Regions from separate parts of the Homo sapiens genome. Here region 1 is linked to region 2. Evidence: read pairs that join two places in POLR2A ChIA-PET (ENCODE). Cell type or tissue: GM12878. All regions are shown on one strand. Region 1 overlaps TAB2-AS1 (TAB2 antisense RNA 1). Region 2 has its middle 63 kb from the start of TAB2-AS1.

The links. ChIA-PET counts read pairs that join two places held together with the same protein. Peaks named below come from ENCODE experiments on the same cell type or tissue, not always from the same donor. Only the 100,000 strongest peaks of a DNase experiment are listed, where the experiment ranks them.
Region 1: POLR2A ChIA-PET joins it to region 2 with 6 read pairs; 2 of 35 experiments call an interaction of 5 or more read pairs at or near these places.

The regions. Positions count from the first base shown.
Region 1 is chr6:149,244,801-149,248,800 of GRCh38, forward strand. The region is part of intron 1 of TAB2-AS1 (TAB2 antisense RNA 1); the gene reads right to left. It also overlaps a transcript of TAB2 not described here. Among named protein-coding and RNA genes, the nearest start is that of TAB2-AS1, 11 kb to the right of the region's middle. RefSeq lists an enhancer at 2,237-2,286. In GM12878, no CTCF peak of the experiment used is centred here; a DNase peak (open chromatin) is centred at 2,131; H3K4me3 peaks cover 668 bases; H3K27ac peaks cover 556 bases.
Region 2 is chr6:149,192,534-149,196,533 of GRCh38, forward strand. No RefSeq gene overlaps it. Among named protein-coding and RNA genes, the nearest start is that of TAB2-AS1, 63 kb to the right of the region's middle. In GM12878, no CTCF peak of the experiment used is centred here; no DNase peak of the experiment used is centred here; H3K27ac peaks cover 279 bases.

The sequences.
Region 1 (4,000 bases), 52 kb after region 2:
TTGAACCAGGGAGGTGGAGGTTGTAGTGAGCAAAGATAGCGCCACTGCATTCCAGCCTGGGGACTGCAGGAGACTTCATCTCAAAAAAAAAAAAACAACAAGATATGGCAGATGCTGCTGCCATCTGTACACAGTTTTAGATGTATTAACTCATTTAATTCTCTCAAGACCTCAAGTTTAGATATCAGTGCTATCCCCATTTCATGATGCACAGAGAGATCAAGTAACTTGCCCAAGTCAAGCAGCTACCTTGGGGCTGAGCTGGAGTTTAAACCCAGGCACTCAGTGACAGCATCCACACTCATAACCACGATGCTAAGAGTTTGCCAGACAGGTGAGAAGCAACATTTTTGGAAGAGGGTCAGGGCCATAGGTTTTGTGAAGTGACAGAGCATGACATTCAGATTCAGTAGGGCTTAAAGACCCAAGTTTTGGAAAGTAGAGGAGATCTGAACCTTAGCCGTAGCTTCTAGAGGTGGGCTAAGAGCAACCTGGGCACATGTAGTGGTGACCAGAGGACTTGCAGCCATCAAATCACTATGGTGTGCTGTTTATTTCTCCCAAAGACTCAGGAGGGGAGAGGTTTGATACTTTTTTCTCATATCAGATAACTTTAAAATGTAGTTTTATATTATAGAATAGGATGTAAAATTACCATGACATTTTTCCTTGTTTCTTCTTCCTTTTGATATATGATTTAAATTGTTTCTTTAATGTATTTATTTATACTAAATAAAACAACTCATGGTTATATAAATTATTTCTCTTCCTGAAATTCCTTCATTCTTTTTCACCGAGATAGTCCCTCTGTCCACGCTTATACAACTAGATATTGATGCATGTGGGCAAAATTAGGGTGTTTTGCTGTTTGTTTATACAGATATGGAAACAATGCACTCTTTATTCCATGGCTTGCTTTGCTCACTTAATAATACCTCATGGACAACCCCCTAGCATCATCTTACTGAGAATCGTACAGTAATCCATACCATCACTTTTGTACCATTCCCCTACAGATGGATGGTTTCCAGATTCTGCCTCTTCAAGCAAAGCTGAAACAAATACTTCTGTCTATACATTTCTCCCTCCTCTGCGTTTACACTTTAAAAATTATACAGTCGTTACTGGACTTTTTTTTTTTGACAGAGTCTTGCTGTCACCCAGGCTGGAGTGCAGTGGCACGATCTCTGCTCACTACAAGCTCCGCTCCGAGGTTCAAGCAATTCTCCTGCCTCAGCCTCTTAAGTAGCTGAGACTACAGGCGCCCACCACCACGCCCAGCTAATTTTTATATTTTTAGTGGAGACAGGGTTTCACCATGTTGGCCAGGATGGTCTCGATCTCTTGACCTCATGATCCACCCGCCTTGGCCTCCCAAAGTGCTGGGATTACAGGCATGAGCCACCACGCCCGGCCGGTTATTGGACTTTTTACCAAAGGCCCACTTCTACCTTCAAGGGAAATGGCTCCCTAGCATTTGCTCCTAAAAGCAAATGGTCTGTTCAGGCCTAAAATTTCAAATTGTGTTCAATAGGCTACTTTTTACAGGACTCTGTTTTCCCTAGAAGACTGCATGAAACAATTTCCAGAAAATGTAAACTCCAGTCTTCATGGATAATTTCCTCCACCTACCTAATTTGCACCATCGAAACAAAGCTTTTTCTAAAACCGCTAATCAGAAGGTCTTATGTTGTTTTCTATTCGACCATAGCCTTTTAAAATAACAGTTGAAATGTCAAAGAAATCCCAAGTTCACCGCAGGTGTTCCTGGACTGGGCTGTTAAGTCGTGACAGTCAACATGAGAGGGCCAAGGAAGGCGGGAACCTAGGGCTCAGGCGGAGGGGCCAGGTCAGATTCAGAAGAGCTGGGCGCTCTTTTTTGTATGAGCCTGGGTCTTGCTCTCTTGCCGGGCTGGAGCACAGTGGCACAATCACGGCTCACTGCAGCCTCGGACTCCTGAGCTCAAGCCCTCCTCCCAGCTCAGCCTCCTGAGTGGCTGGGACTACAGATGCACCACCACACTCGGCTAAGTTGCTCTTTTGATTTCCTCTCTGCAATATTGAAGCCGTTTTCATCTGAAATTGATTCTGTTTGTCAAGGAAGACTAAAACCAAACAGAAAGTGCCTGAGTTCTGCTTCCTCCAAGCCTCTTGCCACAGCAGTCCCTGTTCAGCAGTCAGGGCCCACTCTCAGTTCCTTATCCCCAACCTTTTGCTGCTGCTCTGCCCTCACCACCCAGCCGCCTCCCTTGCAGTTTCAACAGCTCCTGCTCAGGTAAGCCCTCCCTCTTCCCGACAACCCCCACCCCTCTCCTCCAAGGCTATCCACTCCCAACCTCTACTGCCCCCTCGTAAGTGTGAGCTCCCTGAGGGTAGGAACGTCATCATCCCGTGTGGCTCCCACCACATCCCTGGTGCCCTGCACTGGGTCTGCTTTACAGAAACACACAGGTAAGCACACAAATGGCCTCAGGCACGTCACGGACACCTCCTGCCATGAACCAGACACTGTTCCAAGAGTTTCACACACGTCATTTTGTTTAATTCTTAAAACCACTCTCTGGGGTAGACACCAATCATGTCCCCTTTGTAGGTATGGAAGCTGAGATAAGGCTCCATACATGCAAGCATGGGGTCCTCTCGTCAGCCAAACACACTCCTTTAATCTGACTTAAAATGACTATAAGCGGCTTCTCCAGGCTCTTCAGCCGCTCCCACAACCCCCAGCGCATTTTGGGTTTTGGCCTCTCTGATGCAAGTCTTACTCATGCCTTCTGTGCTCCTTATTGACTTCTATCTTGATTGTATCCTTTTTGCATCAGTTTCATAACTGCCCCTATGGGGTTAGAACTCATTAGAGAGCTGCCAGTGCAGCCACTCTGTTGGAGGGGACAAGTGGAGGTGTCTGTCTGTTATTTTCAGTAAGCTCGAGCTGTAACGACACAGGGTGAGTCCCAGGGAGAAGTGCATCCAGTCATCCGGAGGCCGCCTCTTCCAAAACCCTGGGCCACGGAACCGGTAGTGTCCATCTTTCCCCTGAATTTTAAGAAATGAGCATCTTAATCCGCTGGGATACAGGGAGGAGAACATCACACACGAGGGCCTGTTGAGGGGTAGGGGCAGCGGGTGGGAGAACATTAGGACAAATACCTAATGCATGCAGGACTTAAAAGCTAGATGGTGGGTTGATAGGTGCAGCAAACCACTATGGCACATGTATACCTGTGTAACAAACCTGCATGTTCTGCACATGCATCCTAGAACTTAAAGTAAAATAAAATAAAAGACAGAAAGAAATAAACATTCTAAGGTCAGGCATGGTGGCACATGCCTGTAATCCCAGCACTTTGGGAGGCCGAGGTGAGTGGGTCACCTGAGGTCAGGAGTTCAAAACCAACCTAACCAACATGGCGAAACCCCGTCTCTACTAAAAATACAAAAATTAGCCGGGCGTGGTGGCAGGCGCCTGTAATCCCAACTACTTGGGAGGCTGAGGCAGGAGAATTGCTCGAACCTGGGAAGCAGAGGTTGCAGTGAGCTGAGATTGTGCCACTGTACTCCCGCTTGAGCGACAGAGCGAGACTATGTCAAAAAAAGAGAGAGACAGAGAGGGAAAGAAAAAGAAAGAAAGGAAGGAAGGAAGGAAGGAAGAAAAGAAGGAAGGAAGGAAAGAAAGAAAGAAAGAGAGAGAGAGAGAGAAAGAGAGAAAGAAAGAAAAGCATTCTACACATTTAGAGTTCAGTGAAAATTGTTCACATCTGAGTCTCCCCACTGGCCAGCACACTCTTTCTCCCAAGGTGGTCATAAGTAGCACTGTATGCACTTGGTCATTTACAAGTATTGACAGGAGTAGTTTCCCTAGTTCTTCCTGTGCCCTCTGGAAAATAACGTCAGCAAGAGAAGTCAGGAATTTTCTGGAGGTCTGCTATAAAGGGAGTGAAGCCCCGTGAGGCTCACCTTGACCAGCCCCCCAGTGCTGCTGTCCCTGCCCTGGGCCTGT
Region 2 (4,000 bases):
GGAACTGCCTGGCCCAAGTTTACATCCCCTCCTCCATGGTAACCCACCTCCAGTGAGGGGTTAATGTGGGGGTACAAAGGCCTTGCCTCCTTACCCTAATTCAGGACAACTCAGAAGGACCATCTCAGCTCTGGAGCTCCCTGTGGGAGCAGCTGAGGTCCCTGTTGCAAATTTGCTGCGGTTCATTTCTCCCTCTCCCAATCCTGCTTCCCTCTCCCTCCCTCACCCCTCATTCTTTTCTTTTTTTTTTTTTTTTTTTTTTTTTGACAATGTCTATCTTCTCCCAGGCTGGAGAGCAGTGGTGCAATCTCAGCTTACTGCAACCACTGCCTCCTAGGCTCAAGCAATCCTCCCACCTCAGCCTTCTGAGTGGATGGGACTACAGGCGCATGCCACCATGCCTGGCTAATTTTATGTTTTTTGTAGAGACAGGGTTTCCCCATGTTGCCCAGGCTAGTCTCACACTCCTGAGCTCAGGTGATCCACATGCCTCAGCCTCCCAAAGTGCTGAGATTACAGGCATAAGCACCGCACCCAGCCACTCATGGCTGTTTTCTTGAGGGAACACTCCCATAAAGCTTCTGCACACAGACCTCCAACTTCAAGTCTGTTTCCCAGGGAACTTGACCTAAGGCAACGAGTAAATAAGAGGGGAATTACCTGTGTCTGGTGGGATCGTTCTATGCCCAGGTAAAAAATAAATATCCAATGTCACTAGCTCTTTTATTTCCAATTGATCAGTTATAAAATGTAATGGAAAGGCCAGGTGTGGTGGCTCATGCCTGTAATCCCAGCACATTGGGAGGCTGAGGCAGATGAATCACGAGATCAGGAGTTCGAGACCAGCCTGGCCAACATGGTGAAACCCCGTCTCTACTAAAAACACAAAAAATTAGCTGGGCGTAGTGGCGGGCTCCTGTTATCCCAGCTACTTGGGAGGCTGAGACAGGAGAATCGCTTGAACCCGGGAGGCAGAGGTCGCAGTGAGCTGAGACCATGCCTTTGTGCTCCAGCCTGGGCGACAGAGTGAGACTCCATCTCAAAAAAATAAAATAATAATAATAATAATAATGAGGAAAAAAAGCCAATCACAAAAACAAAAAAAAATAGGGAATATACCTAGGAATAACCTTAACAAAAGACAAGTGTGCAACATATATTGATAAAACTCTACTAAAAGTCATTTTAAAAGATAAGAAAGAAACAGAGAAAAGTACATTTTTTTCTTATATAAGAAAATTCAATCCTGATAAAGTGAGAGTGATTTTCCCTAAATGAGTCTATAAGTTTGATGTAGTCTAAATTGGAATTTGATTAAAAATAATACAAAGTTCATGCAGAAGAATGAACATAAAAAATAGGGAAATTAAAAAAAATGGAATGAAAGATGGACAGTGAGTTAGCCTTGTGCCACCAAATTTTGTAATATAAAGCTGTGGTCATTTCTTGCAGGACTCTTTCTTCTTCCTAGGCTCTCTGCCCTGAGACTCAGACCCTCCGATGTGTTCACCTCCCCCCTTTCCTGCTATGTAGCAAATACCTGTTCATTTTGTCTCTCTCATACTGCTATAATCTCTTAATGGGACAATCTGTGCTTTTCAAGGTATGTCTTCAGTACCCAGCCTGCACAAACAATGCTTGTGCAAAGTGTTGAATGAAAGAATGATCATCAAGTGAATAAATAACCAACTCAAAGCCAAGCACAAAAATGGCTACCGTGGAGCTTAGTTCATTCCTTCCTTTGCGAGATCCTGGAGCCACTGTCATTATAATCTAAGCTGATACCAATACCATCAAATAGTAAATACTTATTTCCTGCAGATATGCCCCGTTTGCTCTGTGTGCAAAATTACACTTAAAATAATACAGGTGGCCGGGTGCTCATACCTGTAATCCCAGCACTTTGGGAGGCAAGGCAGGCCGATCACCTGAGGTCGGGAGTTGAAGACCAGGCTGGCCAATATGGTGAAATCCCATTTCAACTAAAAATACAAAAAATTAGCCAGGCGTGGTGGCGGGCACCTGAAATCCCAGCTACTCAGGAGGCTGAGGCAGGAGAATCACTTGAACCCAGGAGGTGGAGGTTGCAGCAAGCCAAGATCATGCCACTGCACTCCAGCCTGGGTGACAAGATCAAAACTCCATCTCAAAAGAAATGATAAAAATTAAAATTAAAATAAAATAATACATGCACTTGTAAACATGTCCACATATACATGATAACACTGCACATCAGATTACATTCTTAAGTCTGCCCAGCAATGAAGACCTTTAAAGACCAGTGTCTCAGCTGCCTTTACAAGGAAGATGTTTTCAATACTGTTGTTGAGAAATGAAAGTCAGTGTCATGAGCTCTGTTTTTCCCTTGGGAAAGTCAAGGAAGGGCACTGCATTTACACCAGGATGTGTTGACAATGTCTAACTACATCGAATCTTATCTACACCAGCAGTAAATCCCCTCACCCATCGAGCTGGTAAGAGGGCCCGTTTCCTTCATCACTGCTGCCAGCCAAGGTTTCAGTCCTTCCGCTCCCCAAGAGATTTCATTTCAGAACTGAGATGATAAAGTACTCAAATGGTGCAATCCAAGTCCCAAGGAATTTTAACAACAATAACCCCCTTTGCAAAGCAGGGGAGAGAATGCCCTGTCCTGCTGTAAACTTCCTGGCGATTCTCATAGTCATTTGACCACCTGTGCCTGTACCCATTACCAGAAAGCAGGATTCACCCAGTTCATGAAAACTTAAAGCTGGACTTAAAGCTATAAAACCCCCAAGCACATTTCATTTTGAGTTGTTAATACAGTCCCAGTCTACCACCTGATTACCGAGTAGGTTTTCAGTTTCAGCTTTTATCAGTGTAAAGCTCAGAGCTACAGAACGCCAACTGAGCAAATGATTTAATGAAAGCAGAATGAAGGCACAGGCTTGGCTACTACTAAAAGACACAGTGGAAGTTTGTTTTTTTGAGGAAGATATGTAAATCTGATGAACGAAAACTGTAGTTGAGTGCACCCCTGGAAATATAATGAAAACTGCCCCTCAGTTAGAAGCATCCATACACATTTTGGGTCTCTCAATACGTAGCTTTCAAATCCTTGCAATTTCAGGGCCTGTGTACTCCAACTCTAGATATGCCATTGATTTGATCTGAATGCCATAATGAGAATTCAGTCTGTGGTCTTAAAACTTGGAGCTGGACTCTCTAAAGTCTGGACCTTTTAAAGAAAACAAGCTTTTTGGTGTTTATGTGTTTTCTTTGTTGCTTTGGCCTCAAGCTCCTCATAAAAGGGCTTGAAGAAAGTTTATAAAACATGCACAAATAATATGCATAATGTGCAGAAAAGGCCTTGAAAACATGCATACTGAAGAATGTCCATAAAATTTAGAGAAGCTTGTACCTTCTTAAATCTTCTTAACAATGCTACAAGGTAGGTACTGTTATCACCATAACCATCCCCAAGATTCAAAAAGAAAATACTTGAGGAAAAGGCTGGCTGAGTTACCCCAAAGAAGGGAAAGGTAAAACTGCCCCAGTTTCCCTGGGGATGAAGACAAAACATCTCCTAGAAATCTCTTTGAGTCTGGTCTGCCTGGAAATAGCTGTTTCTGGGAAAAGCAATCAGGCTGAATCAAGAGTAACATACTAATTCCAAATCCTCACAATTACATGTTGAGAGCCTGCCTAGATATTCTGGGTGCCACCTTGCAATTGGCCAGTTGTGTTGCTGACAGCTCGGTCCATATCAGGGAAAAGACACACTCTCAGTTGGCGCCTCTTACAGTCACATTAATCCTACTGAAGTGTGGTTCTGGAACACAGCCAGTCTACCCCACTGAGGCAAGGCTTGATGGAGCACAGGCTAGCATGGCTGCACCTGACCAGCTCAGGGGATGAAGGACGGAAGAAGCAGGACAGTTGAAATGTCTGTATGGTGAGTATTCAGGCATCACTATTAACTAAAAAGACACATGGAGCCAGTAGCCCGTGGGATAGCTGT